2 separate regions of the Mus musculus genome follow, and region 2 is linked to region 1. The links are chromatin loops, found by intact Hi-C in ENCODE. Cell type or tissue: heart. All regions are shown on one strand. Each heading gives the region's core, and the rest is flanking DNA. Links, peaks and the distances in the headings are about the cores only. Region 1 overlaps Pdlim5 (PDZ and LIM domain 5). Region 2 has its middle 10 kb from the start of Gm33189.

Region 1 (8,346 bases), core at 122-8,121:
TTCCCTAATTCAACCACAGGGGTCAGCAGCTTCAGTCAGTTGGTTGGGTACAAATATCTGCATCTGCTTCTTTCTTTCAGCTGCTTCTTGGGTCTTCTGGAATGTGGTCATGTTACGTCCCTTTCTGTGAGTGCTCCGTAGCCTCAGTAATAGTGTCAGGTCTTGGGGTCTCCCCTTGAGCTGGATCCCATTTTGGGTTTGTGGCTGGACCTTCTTTTCTTCAGGTTCCTCTCCATTTTCATCCCTGCAGTTCTTTCAGACAGGAACAAATATGGGCCAGAGTATTGACTGTGGGATGGCAACCCCCTCCCTCACTTGATGTCCTGTCTTCCTGCTGGAGGTGGGCTTTATAAGTTCCCTCTCCCTACTGTCGGGCATTTCATTTAAGGTCTCTCACTTTGAGTTCTGAGAGTCTCTCATTTCCCAGGTCTCTGGTGCATTCTGGAGGGTACCCCCAAACTCCTACCTCCCGAAGTTGCCTGTTTCCATTATTTTTTTTTTTTGCTGACCCTCAGGGCTTCAGTCCTCTTTCCTCACCCAATACCAGATCAGGTTCTTCTCTACCCCTCACTACACCCCCCCACGCCCACTTTCCTTCCCAAGTCCCTCCCTCCCTCCCCACTTGTGATTGCTTTCTTCTTTCTCCCAAGTGGGACAGAGGCGTCCTCACATGGGCCCTTCAGCTTGTTGACTTTTTTGAGTTCTGTGGACTGTGTCTTGAGTATTAAGTACTTTTCTTTCTTCCTTTCTTCCTTTCTTCCTTTCTTCCTTTCTTCCTTTCTTCCTTTCTTCCTTTCTTTCCTTTCTTCCTTTCTTCCCTCCCTCCCTCCCTCCCTCCCTCCCTCCCTCCCTCCCTCTTTTCTTTCTTTCTTTCTTTCTTTCTTTCTTTCTTTCTTTCTTTCTTTCTTTCTTTCTCTCTCTCTCTCTCTCTCTCTCTCTCTCTCTCTCTCTCTCTCTCTCTCTCTATTTATTTATTTTGGCTAATATCCACTTATTAGTGAATACATACTATGCTTGTCCTTTTGGGTCTGAGTTACCTCACTCAGGATGATATTTTCTAGTTCCATCCATTTGCCTACAAAAGTCAGGGTGTCCTCATTCTTAATAGCTGAGTAGTACTCCATTGTGTAAATGAACTACATTTTCTGTATCCATTCTTCTGTTGTGGGACATCTGGGTTGTTTCTAGCTTCTGGCTATCACAAATAAGGCCACTATGAACATAGTCAAACATGTGCCCCTGTGGCATGGTGGGGCATCTTGGGTATATTCCCAAGAGTGGTATTGCTGGGTCTTCTGGTAAATCTATTTTGTTTTTGAAAGGAAAATTGCAGTACTTCCGACCACGCATTTGCCTGTAGTTGATACTTTTCTACTAAATTTATCTGTTCATAAAACAGGTATGAAAGTGTTTTGTTTGTTTGCGTCATTAAAGCAGCCTTTGCTTTTTAGTGTGTGTTTGTGTGTGTGTGTGTGTGTGTGTGTGTGTGTGTGTGCGTGCGTTTATGTGATGCTTTTGTAGGCATTCTGGTGTCTAATGGGTCGAGAAAACAATTAAGCTTTGAAACAAATACATGAGACACTTAGAGCTCTGATTGGGAAAAGAAACAAATCATTTGCCATTCATGTTAGAGAATCTACTTTATATCATGGACTTTAAAAGGCAACAGCAGGGCCAAGATGTACTTAGAGTCCTTGTTTTGTATGTGTTAAGTCCTGGGTTTGGTCTCTAGAGCTACAAATACAATAAATAAACTAAGAACCATCGTGTTAGTAACACAGTATAAATAGAAAGGATGGTGATGATGGTGATGATGGTGATGGTGGTGATGATGGTGATGGTGGTGGTGAATGAGTATGTACCAGGATAGAAAATTATGGCAAGCCATTGAAACTTTGAAAAAATTACTTCCTTAAAACATTTATATGTAAAATATATAATTTTGTCAAACACGATAACACTTATTTAAAATTAAGGGGTGCTCTTCATGATATCCTTTTTTCTACTAAAAGGAGTATTAATAGTATGCAGTTTATATGTAAATAAATATAATCTAGCATTTTACTTGAGCAAGAGAAATTGCTTAAACTTGTTAGGATCAAGCATAGTTCGTCAGTCTTTTACCCTTTGTCCACAACAGAGGATGGAGTTTTAGTATTTTGTGATGAAGAATTATAACATGGTGCTGAGACGGTGGCTCAGCAGGTGAGAGCACTTGCTCTGTAAGTGTGAGGACCTGAGCTTGGTCTCCAGCACTCAAAGACAAGAGAAATTCAGGCATGACTGTCCATGCCTGTAACTTCAGCACTGGCGCAAGGAAAGATGGATCCTGGGAGCTCCGTGGACAGCTGGGCTAACAAGATGGTGAACTTCTGATTCAGTGAGAGATGCTTCTCATGGCAGTGAGGAGAGTGGTATGTGGGAGACAGTCTGCATCCTCCTCTGGCCTCCACATGAGTGTGCATAGGTGCACACACCCATACATTTACATGATGCAATCAATGCACACAAATCATATACACACATGTACACATCACACGTAAGAACACAGAGAATTATAACACAAGATGTGGTTTTCCAGTTTTCAAATAATTAAAGAATTAAAATGGTTAGTGTTTGTGAAAAGTTTCAAACTGGAATCTCCAGTTTTACCTTTTGAAGGTAAAATACTCATGGAGTGAAGAATACACGTGATGCCAATGATTCCTGCCTTATAAGCGTGGGGTTTTCCACTGGAAGAATGCATCTAAGTTACTTCTGAATAGAGACCTGTCATATTTACATATTCATCAACAATTTAGAAACAAACTGCAGGAGATTTCCCTAATATATTCTTTTGCATGTTATTTTTTTTAAATTTTTCATAGGCAAATAAATATGAGCCCATAAAAGTTAGAAAAAACTTTCTGGCCGATTTCATGTCTTTTTTTATTGTTCTACTTCAGAAACATATTTATCAAGACACACACACACAGGGCCTGGGCAGATGGTTCTATCAATAAAGTCCTTGCCCTTGCAAGCATGAGGACCTGAGTTTAACCCCAAATACATGTAACAAGCCCGTCCTGTGTGCTAGTGCGTTGGAGACAAGAGTCCCAGGGCTTGTTGCTCTGCTAGGCTTGCCCAGTGGGTGAGCTGTGGGCTCAGCGAGAGCTCAGCCTAAGATTAAGGTGGAAGGTGACAGAACAAGACACCACTGCTGACTTCTGGACTCCACTAGCTCGTGCATGTACCCATATGTGCATATCCTGCACATACACAACGGTGCACGCTAGTTAAGCATGTTTGTTACCCTGAACTGCTATTTCATAAGCTCTGCAGAGGAAGTGAGAATTGTTCCCCATCCGATATTTGTTATGAGATCAGTTGACACTCACACTTAAATCTAAAGGATAGAACACCAGAACCCCCTACATCAGTCTAAATTTATAAAATAATTCTGAAAATAGCTAGAATCCCCTAGCATTCCTATGTAGTCCATATGACAATCTGGAAAAGAGTCACAGTTCAAATACGAGTACATGAGCAAGTCATTTGTGTCTAATGCATACAGAGTATTTGTACGTGACCTCCCTTAAAGCTCTGTTGGTACATTAGTCTATGGTCTATCAACAGTGTGTTTGTGACTAATGCAGCTGTCGCCATCTACTGAGCATAAGTAATTATTACACTTGAGTTGTTCTGGCAGTTCATAGTTACTCTGTATTTTTATGTATATATACGTTGTTCTCTGTATACTTTAAAAACTGCTTTATGACTTTGTCGAATTATTTGTGGCTTATTACATTTTATAAAGTTCTTTATTAGAAGAATCAGCATTTTAATATGTAGACTCGATTTATTTATAGAGTCCACACATAATATATGCCTAGAACTTGGGCACACTTGTCAGATTGGTAAATGTTATGATGCTGCTCGAGTTAACTTCTTCCACACCTCCCTTCACAGAATAAACACAATGTTGTTATTGTCTGTTCAAAAATGCAGTATCAAACAAGATTCCTGCAGGCTAATTTTTTTCTACCATAAAACAAATTACAACTTGTAATACTTAGTAGCATTGATAATAGGCAGTTTCACCATGATGAAGATTTTGTTTGACCTCTTTTTAGTCTAGTTAATTTCACATATTTCAACTACATTGATATTTCAGAAAACTGTTATTCTGCTTTTATGTTTATATAAAGATGTTTTTCTTATTTAATCTTATAAAAGAAATAAAGTTAATACATTTGCATGATTAAAAGTAAAGGATGGGAAGGATATTATAACAACTTAATTTCTATTTTCTTAAACAACTTGATAAATTACAAGTATCTCAAAGCCTGTCTCACCTTGTCCCAGCATTCCCTTCCGTATCTCCATTTCAGTATCTATTGGAAGGTGTTTGTTGAGCTCCCCCCGTGTCTGCCTTAATGCTAGGCGCTCATCTCACCGGTCCCATGTGTGTAATTAATTGTTCTGTTGGTGGCTGACCTTACTGCTTTGGACAGAACACACTAAATAAAGGTGGATAATTCTGGGGACATTTTGAGGTAACTGTTTTTTCATGTACTTGATTTTTTATTACGGTAGTGTCTAGCAATTCATAAGAAGGAAACTGAGAGTGAAATTTTGGAAGATTTTACAACTTCAGAGCCTTGTATGCATTGGTTAGAGAGTAGGCAATTTGAAACTTTATTATGGAAAAGGAACATGTTTAGACAGAGTAAAAATCAGGGTATCAAGCCGCATGAAAGGAGGCAAATGTTAGTAGCTCTTATAAAGGAAATTGTAAGCATAGCACATGATGTTAAGAAAGTGAACCTTGATCTAGATTGCTTTCTGTTGCTGTGGTAAACACCCTGACCAAGGGCAACTTGGGAGGAAAGGGTTGATTTGGCTTATGCTTTCCAGGGCTCAGTGCATCCCCGAGGGAATTCTAGGCAGGAAGTCAAGGAAGAAGTTGAAGCAGAAACCAAAGAGGAACTGTGCCCAGATGCACCTGCCCGGGGCTGATACGGCCTGCAGTTGGCTGGGCTGTCCTCCGCGAATCTCAGTAAAGATAGTTCATCACAGGCATTGCCACAGGCCGCTTCTTTAACTGAGGCTCTGTCTTGGCTGTGTCAAGTTTCTGATACAGACTAAGAAGAACACACGTCTATCTAAATAAATAAAACTACCAAGCAGCATTAATTTGGGGCGTTAAAAAGGCGGAAGAAAGGAGCAGTGTTTTCAGTGGTTATTGTGAGATTTTTTTGTTATTGTTGAAATATATAATGAAGCAAAACTAACTGGACTTGAGAAGCACACACTGAAAGGGTTTTGATTTACTTGCCTCTGGAAGGAATTGATGCTCACATATAAACGGATTCTAAACTCTTTGAATCAGTTTTATTTTTGTCTCTAGTCATATTTTACTCAGTGATTGCTAAGGAGCATTGTCTACATTTTTTAAGCTGAAGAATGGGAAAGAAACAAGAATAAGAAGAGGAAAATATTCTTTTTCCTTTTTTTTTTTAAAGGAAAGGTTTACTTTTAAATAAACTAGTTTAAATTTGAGCGCACTTGGCATGAAAATCTAGATGACATTCTGAGAGTGGGAGGTGGGAGAGGAAAGAGCACGTGATGTGTATATGTATGCGTTCACATATGTGTGTGAATTTGGTCACTTTCGTGCCATGGTGTGCGTGCATAGATCAGGTGACAACCTTTGGTACTGCTCTTTTCTTTACATCTTGTTTGAGACAATTTCTTTTGCTTATTTTTTTTTACTACAAATGGTAGGCTAGCTGTCTTGTGGGTTTCTAGGAGTTCCCCTGTCTTTGTCTCCCATCTCCCTAAAGAGAGTAGAGATTATCACTCTTGGCATGTTAGCTTTTGCAGTCTTGGGATTCTAATACTTACTCAAACTTCTGTGGCGAGCACTTTTACCCTTTAAGCCGTTTATTTAGCCTCTAGCTGGCATTCCTAAGCACATGACTAATAAGATGAGATAAGACAAGTGAGCAGAATTGAAAAGACCCAGAATGAGTTCTCAAGAGTTAGGTCACATTTAACCATAGCATGGATTTCAAATGGTTGATGGGAATAGTAATTTCAACAAATCATCAAAGAAAAGGTCTTAAGACCTCTGTACAGAATTAATGAGTGACATGTATTTATTGTAATTTAAGCAAATCATATGCTTAAAGGATCAACCATTGACTTGGGTGGAGACCTCCGCAACCCTGCCCCCTAATTTAGCATGTATTGTGAAGATATGCATCTATTACCAGTCCATCCTTCAAACATATATTGGGAATTTATGAAATTGGACCAATTCTAGAGAATAAGAAATAGGAAGTTTAATGTATCTATGCGCAGCTGAAACCAACATATTTGACTCTTCTGTAACACCTGATACAGAGGAAGATTCTTCCTTTGTGTTTTAAGAGCAAGATGCTTGAAAGTAAACCTTATGAAATGCAGTCATACCCAAAAGACAGTGTTTCATAGACCTTCTCATCCATCACCCCCCACCCCCACTCTGATTTCTTGTAGCTCCTAAATCTGTTGGCACACAAGTGCAGCACTACTAAATATCACCTGGTATATTACCTTTCAGCTCTTGACATTGGTTTCTAAGAGCTTCATAAATAACAATCCTGAAAAACAAACAAACAAGCAGCCAAGAAGTTACTGTGCATTGATATACTTTTGGCTGGGAGATTGTTAAGTTATGCATTGGACATTTTGTTTTTCTTGCAGACCTCATAGATTAGCAATGGCCCCAGCTCACACTTAGTTTATTTGACCCTCCATATCTGTGGGTCCTCATCCATAAATCCACCCAACTATGGATCTAAACTTTTTTCCATCTAGATTCTATAGACTTTCATTCCTAGCCATTCTCTACACAATATCACACCTATTTCTATAGCATTTACTTTGTGTTGGGCATTATAAGTAGTAATCTAGAACAAATATCAATGTCGTGCACCTGTAGTTGTAGTTACATAAGGTGGTGAGAGAGGAGAATGGATAGTTCAGGGTGAGCTTGGATGGCAGAAGAAGACCTTCACATGGAATAGAAAAAGTCCAGCAAAAGCTCTATGAAGTCCTTACTTTGTGCCACTCACTTTCCAGCGGCTAGATCATAGGAGAACAAGAATGCTGGGGAAGCGTAGAAGAACATACAGTGTGACAAAAAAAATGCAAAGGGGGTTTTACTTTACTGTGTGGCTTATATATGGCAGCATGATATGCCATATGAAAGAGAAGGCTGAGGTCAGTAGACACTAGTTAGGGATTCCCATTTATTTAAATTCCTGAGCATAAACCACTTAAGGCAATTCATCGATCTCTTACTTTCCTCACTAAGGTTCATGGTTAACAGTCTTCTGACTGTCTCAGGGTCTCATCTCTGGGTTACCTGTCTCAGTGCCTCCTCTTTGCTTCATTCTACAGTTGTTATCAGTTACCTCACTGACAGTATTTTGAATCACCAAATACCCGGGTTGCCACAGACCCTTTTTGGTCCCTGTCTGCTTAGAATGGGTCTCTAGTTGCAGGTGAACAAGGAGTCGGCGAATGAATGACAAACAGAAGCGACACAAGAGATTGTGTAGAATCTGAATGTATTGTCACAAAGTGTACACCAGTCTTATATAACACAGAAAGCAAAGGGGTAGGAGGTCAAGGCTGGAAATGTACATTGAAGTTACCTGACACAAAACAAAGGAATGACTTTTGAAGGACTTACAGGAACCAGGTAATATTTACAGTAAAGATAAAACAGCTCTGCCTAAGGTCAGCTAATGACAGGTAAGGATTTCACACCCTCATCACAATTTGTGCTACTCCTTTGAGCCTTGTGAAAGCTAGCACCAGGGGGTTCTGCTCTAGCAGACCTTCTCATGAAAATTGCAATACCACAAACCTCCTATTTCCTAGGCTGATAAATTCTTGTATGAGTGTAACTTGGCTGTTCTTTTAAGTATCTATGGAGAATCTCCATTTGTCAGAAGAATTCACCAACTTGTAATATACAATGTAGCCTGCTATACCAGGCTGTAGTGAAGATTCCTCTCAGTGGGATTCCCTAACTCTTACATGGTAAACCCACCTATTAGCTAGGCCATTGTGTATTCCCTTGTTTGGGTAAGACTGGCTACTGTCCTAAGTAATCACTCTGCAGACTAGCCCTGAGCTGTTCTAGCTCCTTCTTTATAATGCCTAATTAGTTTCACATCTCTACTAGAAGTAAATTTGAATGTTACTGAATAGATAACATTCTTACTGAATTCCTACTGAATTCCAAGCTCATAGGCTTCAAGCATTTTCTAGGACGTTGCAACACTGGCGAAAGCTTAGCTATGTCAGAAT
Region 2 (8,346 bases), core at 168-8,167, 150 kb before region 1:
GTTCAGACATGTGGCTGCAATTTGATTGCTGGATGGTGGTGGTGGAGGGGGTCTAAGAGAGACATAATTACTTCTCTGGTGGCTGATGTTTGCTGTGAGTTGGTGTTGGCCCTGGGCAGACATCAGTTATTAATGGTCTCATCATCTCCATCAGTATCTGCTACACTTTTTAAAATCTGGTCCTGCAAGATTTCAGCCAGCAAGAGGAAGTGAGCCCTGGCAAGTTTACAGATCTTTTTACAACACTCTCCAAGCCTCTGTCTTTTTCCCTCCTATTCTATGTGCTTGTCGATTCTTTGGCCAAGTCTGAAATCACTGTGGAAGGGTTTATGCAAAGGCATAAACAAGGATTCTAGAAAGCATGCAGAAGGGGGCGGGGGCACTGGATTCCACCTCAACAGTATAAAGTGTCATTCGAGTGACATTGGTGAGCAGTGAGTTCTTGAGACAAAACTGTTCTGGTGATAATAGCTTAGGAAGAAGCTCAGGTCATTGCAGTTTGTAATCACTGTCAGAGAAAGGACTGAAGGTGGGGGCTATGGACGAATCTTTGGAGAGAGGGTTAAGGACAGGCAAACAAGGAAGGCACTGAGAAAAGCCGCAGACTGACATGCCATGCCATAGATGTGGGGCAGCAAAGAATAAGCTTGAGTAGAGTAGAGTGTCCGTGAGGAATACAAGAAAAGAACATTAAGTAGATGTAAGCTGCATAAATTACTAATCATGTCCAGTTGAAAATCAAGCATAGGCTAGAACCACAGGTGCCCCGAGACACACGCTCCTTTTTTAAACAAAGAAATCATTTAGTTGCAGAAATAAAGATGGATGAGGGCAGATGTACACAGCAACTGGCAGATATACATACATGCATGCATATATACATACATATGTACATATATGCATATACACATGCATACATGTATGCATACATAGATACATACATACATACATAAATGCATATATGTATACAACAGTCTCCATACACTCATGCGTACATTTATATACATAATGCATGCATATATACATGCATATATGCACACATACATATTTACACACACATACATGCATGTATACATACATACATTTGTTATAGTATTCTCCATTAACTAACATTGAGACTACAGAGCAGGAAGGTAATTAACACATCAAATGGGAAGACCATAAGTGGACAACATTGAGACACGATGGAAGTTTTGAAGCTGTAGGTTTGTACGCACACTAGCTCTCCTCCCCACTACCTTCCTTTGTACATCATAGTCTGGCATGTGACTGAGAAGCGCTGTTCTGACATCATTGGTATCTAAAAAGCAGTTGCATTAGTTTGTTAGGTGTTTCTCATAAGCACCCCACATTTCCCACCTCTGCACATCCCATGGTTTCTCAGCATCATTCAATCTGATGCCCGGAACTATGCATAGTATCTCCCTCCCCTAAACCAGAGCAGGTCAACATTGATATGAGCATCAGACTTTCACCAACAAAGCCAGTGCTACATTTGTTTATCTTCCTGTGATACCACTGGTCAGTGTAGACTTCACAACAGAACTCATTAGTAATTTTATGGTAAAGTTCAAAGTCAGGCAGTCCTCAAAACTGGGTTACTTTCAAATACTTTTAAAGCCACTTTAAAATGTATTTTATTTCTACCATTTATTCCTATTAAAATCTAAAATCCTCTCTCTGGACTAGAGTAATGTTTAAAGTCTTTTATAGGAGCTTGCTTTAGCATTATCAGCTGCCGGTGTAAGGTCCTGTGGTACCCTGATGCACAAATGCCCTGTTCGGTGGTCAGTTTACTCTTTGACTTGTCTAACAAGATGTCAGTGAGTATGGTTACAGAATTTTACAACTGCTCTCTCCACTTTTTATGTAAACTTGATCTGTAGAGAGCAAGGAATCTGGAGTCATGAGATATAAATTCACCAGAAGTTAAGACATTTTTTGGACACCCGTGTATGTGACAAGATGATTGTAGTGAATATGGCAGCCCAGTAACAGATATTCCTGTCATGACCCCTTACCATAAGTGACAACTGTCAGTGATGGCTTGACGTCCCTCAAGCAAGGAAATCGCCACACAAAGCAAGTGTCAATGTGGCTCAGACAAGGCCTCCTCTGTCATTTCCATCCACCCTTGTCACAAGTTATGCAAGTTTTACTGGACATCTTGAGTCCTTTAACACTATAACTTCTTTTCAAACAATTTTCTAAATACTGAAAATCATTTCATCTGTTTGACCATTGTCCTAGTTAGGGTTACTATTGCCATGATTAAACACCATGACCGAAAAGCAAGTTGAGGAGAAAAGGGTTTATTTGGCTCTTGCTTTCAAATTGTAGTTCATCACTGAGGTAAGTCAGGACAGGAACTCAAACAGGGCAAGAACCTGGAACAACATCTCATTCTAAAATCCTGAGCTTGGTCACTCTTCAAAGTACACTATAGTCCAACTAAACCAAAAATGGCTGGCTCCGAACCCATGTGTTTCTCACTCCATGAGGCTAGGTGTCTCAGCTGGTCTTCAGTATATGCTCGAATCCTGAAGAAGTAGGTTGAATGAAGACTTGGGTGAAGGAATGGACTTGCTCCTGACTCAAGAGCAAAAGCTTCCTTCTCTGTGTCCTCATGTAGGCTTCGCAGAAGGCATGGCCCACTAGATCTCCATTAAAAGTGTCTCTTCCTACCCCAAAAAATGCAGATTAGAAGTAGGTCTTCCTACTTTAAATTAAGCAGAAATCCCTCATAAGCATGCTCATCCAAGAGCTTTTGTTTTGGGAGATAACCTGTGCATGCCCTGAGACCTAAATGGTAAAAGAGTCCCCACAAATCTCATGAGCATACATTTACATGCTCTATGTTAAAAGAATTTTAGGAGTAAGAACTATCTTACTATTTTTCACACTTTGTTAAACATAAATCATTATTACACAAGCAAACAAACCCATAATACAGTTGCGGTTGTGATTGTTCAACTTAGCCATTGGTCAACTGTGCCCCCTCCTAAGAAGGATCGAAGTATCCACACTTCGGTCTTCCTTCTTCTTGAGTTTCATGTGTTTTGCAAATTGTATCTTGGGTATTCTGAGCTTCTGAGCTAATATCCACTTACCAGTGAGTGCATATCACATGTGCTCTTTTATGATTGGGTTACCTCACTTAGGATGGTATCCTCCAGATCCATCCATTTGTCTAAAAATTTCATAAATTCATTGTTTTTAATAGTTGCGTAGAACTCCATTGTGTAAATGTATACATTCCTCTGCTGAAGGACATCTGGAGTTTTTCCAGGTTCTGGCTATTATAAATAAGGCTGCTATGAACATAGTGGAACATGTGTCCTTACTACAACTTGGAGCATCTTCTGGGTATATGCCCAGGAGTGGTATAGCTGGGTCCTCAAGTAGTAATATGTCCAATTTTCTGAGGAACCACCAGACTGATTTCCAGCTTACAATCTCACCAACAATGGAGAATTGTTCCTCTTTCTCCACATACTCGCCAGCATCTGCTGTCACCTGAGTTTTTGATCTTAGCCATTCTGACTGGTTTGAGGTAGAATCTCAGGGTCAGGGTATAGCAATGGGGGATGTGGAACTGGGGGTAGCAAGTGGAAAGTCCCAGATGCCAGGAAAGCAAGAGACTCCCAGGACCCCACAGGATGACATAAGCTGATATACCCCACAAAGAGAAGGGAGAACCTGTCAAGACCATACCTAGAGGTTAGGCATCCCCTCACCCCCATTGAGGGATGGGGCCATCCACCCATCTCCAAAATTTTAACCCAAAATTGCCTCTGTGTAAAGGAAATACAGGGACAAAGAGTGGAGCAGAGACTGAAGAAAAGGCCATCCAGAGACTGCCCCACATGGAGATCCATCCCACACGCAGCCACCAAACCCAGACTCTATTGCTGATGCCAAGAAGTGCTTGCTGACAGGAGCCTGATACAGCTGTCTCCTGAGAGGCTCTGCCAGATCCTGACCAATACAGATGCGGAGCCTCGCAGCCAACCATTGGACTGAGCACAGGTACCCCAACGGAGGAGTTAGGGAAAGGACTGAAGGAGCTGAAGGGGCCTTATCTGGCGTCAATGGGAGAGGAGGCCCTTGGTCCTGTGAAGACTTGATGCCCCAGTGTAGAGGAATGCTAGGGCAGTAAGGTGGGAGTGAGTGGGGGGGGGGGCACTCTCATAGAAGCAGGGTAAGTGGGGGATGGGTTAGGGGATTTGCAGAGTGGAAAGGGGATAACATTTGAAATGTAAATAAGTAAAATTCTTAAAAAGAAAAAAAAGTCTCTTGGTAGAGAGTGTAACAGCAGGGTGCCTTCTCTGTGCCGCTGCAGTGATAGTGGGGGATGGTCGTGAAACATTGCTCTGAAATACAAATTTGAAAAAAAAAAAAAAAGCGATATTCTGAAGCAAGGGACCTTCCCACGGACCTGTCAGAAGCTGAACTGGAGAAGGCACCACTAGGGGGCAGTATGCCTCTCATTTGCAGTAACCGGTTTCACCTCTGCCAAATTTCCAGGACCTCTAGCAGTTTTGAAATGTTTCTTCCTACTAATACTTGATTATCTCTTTCTCCAGCAGAAAACGTCTGCTGTGTGTTGTATCATTAGCTTTAGAAACTCAGTGGTTTAGAGAGGTAACTCCCAAGTGAGCTTGGCTGAACATTTAGAATTCATTATACTTTATTGGTTGTCAAATAACTAAGAACGGTGCCACCTATGATTTGCAAAGGAAATAACGTCTGACACAAAGTACTGTGTTTACAAGTGAAAGTAAACATGTGGGCTGGCAACGCTAGACTTGTACAAGCGAACTTTGCCCTTCATCTTAAACAGGCAGCTGCAATGAGAGCCCCTTTGCCCAAAATAGCTCACCATCAGCCTGTCACTCAGCCTGAAATCCATCAGGGCAGCGCTGCCTACGTTTTCCAGAGTGAGGGCTCCTACAAGCCAAGACTCACAGACCCTCCCTGATAATTCTCAGATTCTGAAGATATATAGTGTAAATATGTGTAATATCTAAAATATACTGTTTAAAGTACTGTCACCCAAGGAACTCCACACATTAGTGTGTTCTGAAAAGGTGGGAAATCAGACATGCAAATCACTTAGACAACAGTAAGGTTTTTTTCTTAAATAGGACCATGACCCATAGATGTAACTACACAACCTTACTGTTACAGAACAAGTCCTGGGGTCTGTAAGAAGACAGTCATTAGCTTTATATCACAAATGATGTTTTTGATACGGAAACATCTTCCTGTTTGGATAAATCTCTTTTGAAAACTCTCCAACTCTCAGAAATGTTAAATTGTGTACCTGTCTGCCTACAGTTAAGAAAGGCCAGTGTTCTTTCCCTGCCATTTATTTATTAGTACACTTGATATAATTTGCTTGTAACTGCCCACACGTGTTTGTTTTTTTTTGTTTTCCCTCCTGAAGGCATACCAAGGTTAAAGATCTTTTAAATATCAGTAGAAATTTGATCTCTCAAAGATGTCACCGTCAAGCAGTGTGTCTGCTTGACCTGAACATGGCTCTCTGGTGTCCTACTAAAAGTACGTAACAAGCATTCTTAGCTCAAGTTTCCTGCAAGTTTTGACATCATAGATGAACTATCTCCTGGCGCTATTAAAGGGATATCTGGCATCATGGAGCAGTGAAGGCGGCCAAGATTCCAGAGCTTGTGATGGCTGACGGGGAGGCTCTGCCACTCAGTTTTGGGAAAAGTCAAAGTGCAGAAACTTCCCGTACACCTTGTGCCTGGTTCCCATTGCTATGTATCAAGCAGGGTACAGCGACAAAGTAAAATGCTCACTCAGCTGGGTGACTTTCAAGATAAGGTTCAAAAAATAAGAAAGCCCGAATCCGGTACAACCCTAAGAAAACAATTGAACACCAATAAAATTGTCATCCAATGTAGAGAAAAGCAATTAATTATACTTCCCCAGCATCCAAGGATATTTTACTACAAAGTAGAAATGAGAAATGATTGGTTTTATTCTTGTCAAATACTCTTAATAAATATAGAAGACAGAGGAAAAGGTTGTGAGTGAATTATCAGCCACCCGAACAGTCCAGGGTCCTCTCAAACATCATCTCTCCATGACTTTCATCTGAACAGACAATTCTGGATCATAGTTACATGTGTAACTATGTATGATCATATATGATCATAGTTACATATGGTCCTCTGACTTCAGTAGACACAATTCTCCAAATTTGTGTCTCGTAGGCTGAGAAATGCTCATTAGGCTGATCTCCTTCAAGGTCTTAGAATATGTGGGTGATTTGTGCATAATTATACCATTAGCTCAAGTTAGCCAAAATGTAAGAATCTAAACCAGCTAAACTACATGCCTCTTCCAGGTTTGTCCCATATAACTTTCCCTGTCACAAAATTGTAGATGACAGTACATTGAAATGAAATCATTGATAGGAAATCCCTCTGGTCACTCAGGGAACTTTGTCTTCAGGCAAAGTTATCTGCTGAATGTGATTACATTCCTACACTCCATCTGGAAACTCAGGAAGCTGATTAGGAAAGTTATAAATAGAATGGGTACAAGTGGTTTGATGTCAGTCTTAAGACTTAAATAATGTTTAGCAGGTGTCAAACCGAGGCCTGCTTCTGTCTGATACTTTCATCGGTGACCTAGATAAGAACCTGGCAATCTACAGAGGCAAAGTCTCCAAGTGATATTGTAAACGTCTTGCTGTGTCCAGCCCACAACGTCCACTCTAATTTCTCCTCCCTCAACCAAGCTTCAGGTCATTTGCACAGCTCAAAGGATTTCATCCTGGAGTTGGTAACTGACTGATGTAACTAATGTAATTGCTCTTCTACGGGTCCTAGAGAGTCTAGATTTGTAAAGTAAGCTTATTGAAAATAATCCATTCGATAGGTACAAATAGGAATCTTGAATTGTTTATTACCTAGGCTACTGCCTCCTGCCAAGCATGGCTAAAACTCTTCTAAATTCATAGGCAATTTTGTAATCACAGCATATCTGAAACTATAGCATTCTTTCTGAACTAAATGGTTGGACCCTTCTCAATAGTATTTAAGTAGTCATCAACAATTGATTAATTAGCATCTGACACTACATGCAGGGAAACAATTGGCTTCTCTGGTTTAATATGTGAATATGCTGTTGTTTGGAGGTAGAGACTAATATTTTACTATATCAACATACCTCAGAGCTCATTCTAAATATATCTTTACATACATATGACATATGTCTTTTATTCTCCATGGTGAAGCCTGAAGGAGAGAACAGGTGACTAGCTGTGGTCCCATGAAAGAGAGAGCAGCTTGTTCCATGAGGCTCACTCAGCTCTAACAATGATTCCAGACCGTAACCAAAATGCCTGCTGTAATTTGGAAATTTGCAAAGGAATGCTTTAACCATATATAGTACAGGCTTAATGAATCTAAAACTATTTTCTAAATAAAAGAGCAGTGAATGCCAACTGGAGAAAAAAAAACCATAGGGCACACTTAAGAGGAACCACAAATATCTGAGAGGTCGAGAGAGCAGACTGCCTCCTGCAGACTTTGCTGTTAAAAATATTCCAGTGATGTATTTTTGTAGCAAGCCAAGGGAAAATGTCCATAAATAGCCCTAGGAAGACCGGCCAGGAACTCACGTTGCCAGTGAAAATATTAAATTCACCGTCATTAGAAATATTTCAAATTCAGTTAGTATTTTGAAAGGGAAAAATATGGAGACACTGAACCATGGTGACATTGAAGTGTGGAGGGAAATCAGTGCTTGCTAGATTCTCATTCATTCTCTCCCTGTTTTCACATCCTATGAACCTTCACCCCGAGTTTAGTTTTTATTTATCATGCATGCTCTTTTATTGTTTTTGTTCTGAGTGTGTGTGTGTGTGTGTGTGTGTGTGTGTGTGTGTAGAGCCCTGTCAACTTTCCCTCTGCATTCCAAGTCATCTCTCAACAGTCAACTCCTTTTATGGAAAAACAATCCGTGTGGGTGGGGTGGGTGTGAGGTCACAAGAGGAAATGTCCACTCTGTGACACAGGATCTGTATCAATAAGAAGTCCTTCATCCTGATAGACACTTCCTCGGGTGTTAACCGCAGGCACTCAACCATAAACTAGGACTTGGCAGCTGTAGACTCTAATCTACCTTCAGATTTGTGAAGTTTCACAATTTTTTTTTCCCTTGAGAACAGCCAATGCTGAGTTCGTGCAATCCCACGGAGCCCAGATCTGTGAATAGCCAGAGTCCATATAAGGAACAGGATACTTGGCCCCTGGCAGCTGAGGAATGCCCGGCTCCTCTGAGCACACAGCAGCCATGATGATGCGGCAG

Evidence for each region. Peaks named below come from ENCODE experiments on the same cell type or tissue, not always from the same donor. Only the 100,000 strongest peaks of a DNase experiment are listed, where the experiment ranks them.
Region 2: it touches region 1 in a loop (8-fold over the local background); 28 of 42 quality-filtered maps call a loop at or near these places.

The regions. Positions count from the first base shown.
Region 1 is chr3:142,290,336-142,298,681 of GRCm38, reverse strand. All of the region lies in intron 7 of Pdlim5 (PDZ and LIM domain 5), which reads left to right. Among named protein-coding and RNA genes, the nearest start is that of Pdlim5, 100 kb to the left of the region's middle. In heart, for the core only: a CTCF peak has its summit at 3,646 (motif pointing left); no DNase peak of the experiment used is centred there.
Region 2 is chr3:142,439,676-142,448,021 of GRCm38, reverse strand. No RefSeq gene overlaps it. Among named protein-coding and RNA genes, the nearest start is that of Gm33189, 10 kb to the right of the region's middle. In heart, for the core only: a CTCF peak has its summit at 4,474 (motif pointing right); DNase peaks (open chromatin) are centred at 4,461, 4,861, 8,111, 8,141 and 1 weaker place; H3K4me3 peaks cover 1,005 bases; H3K27ac peaks cover 4,815 bases.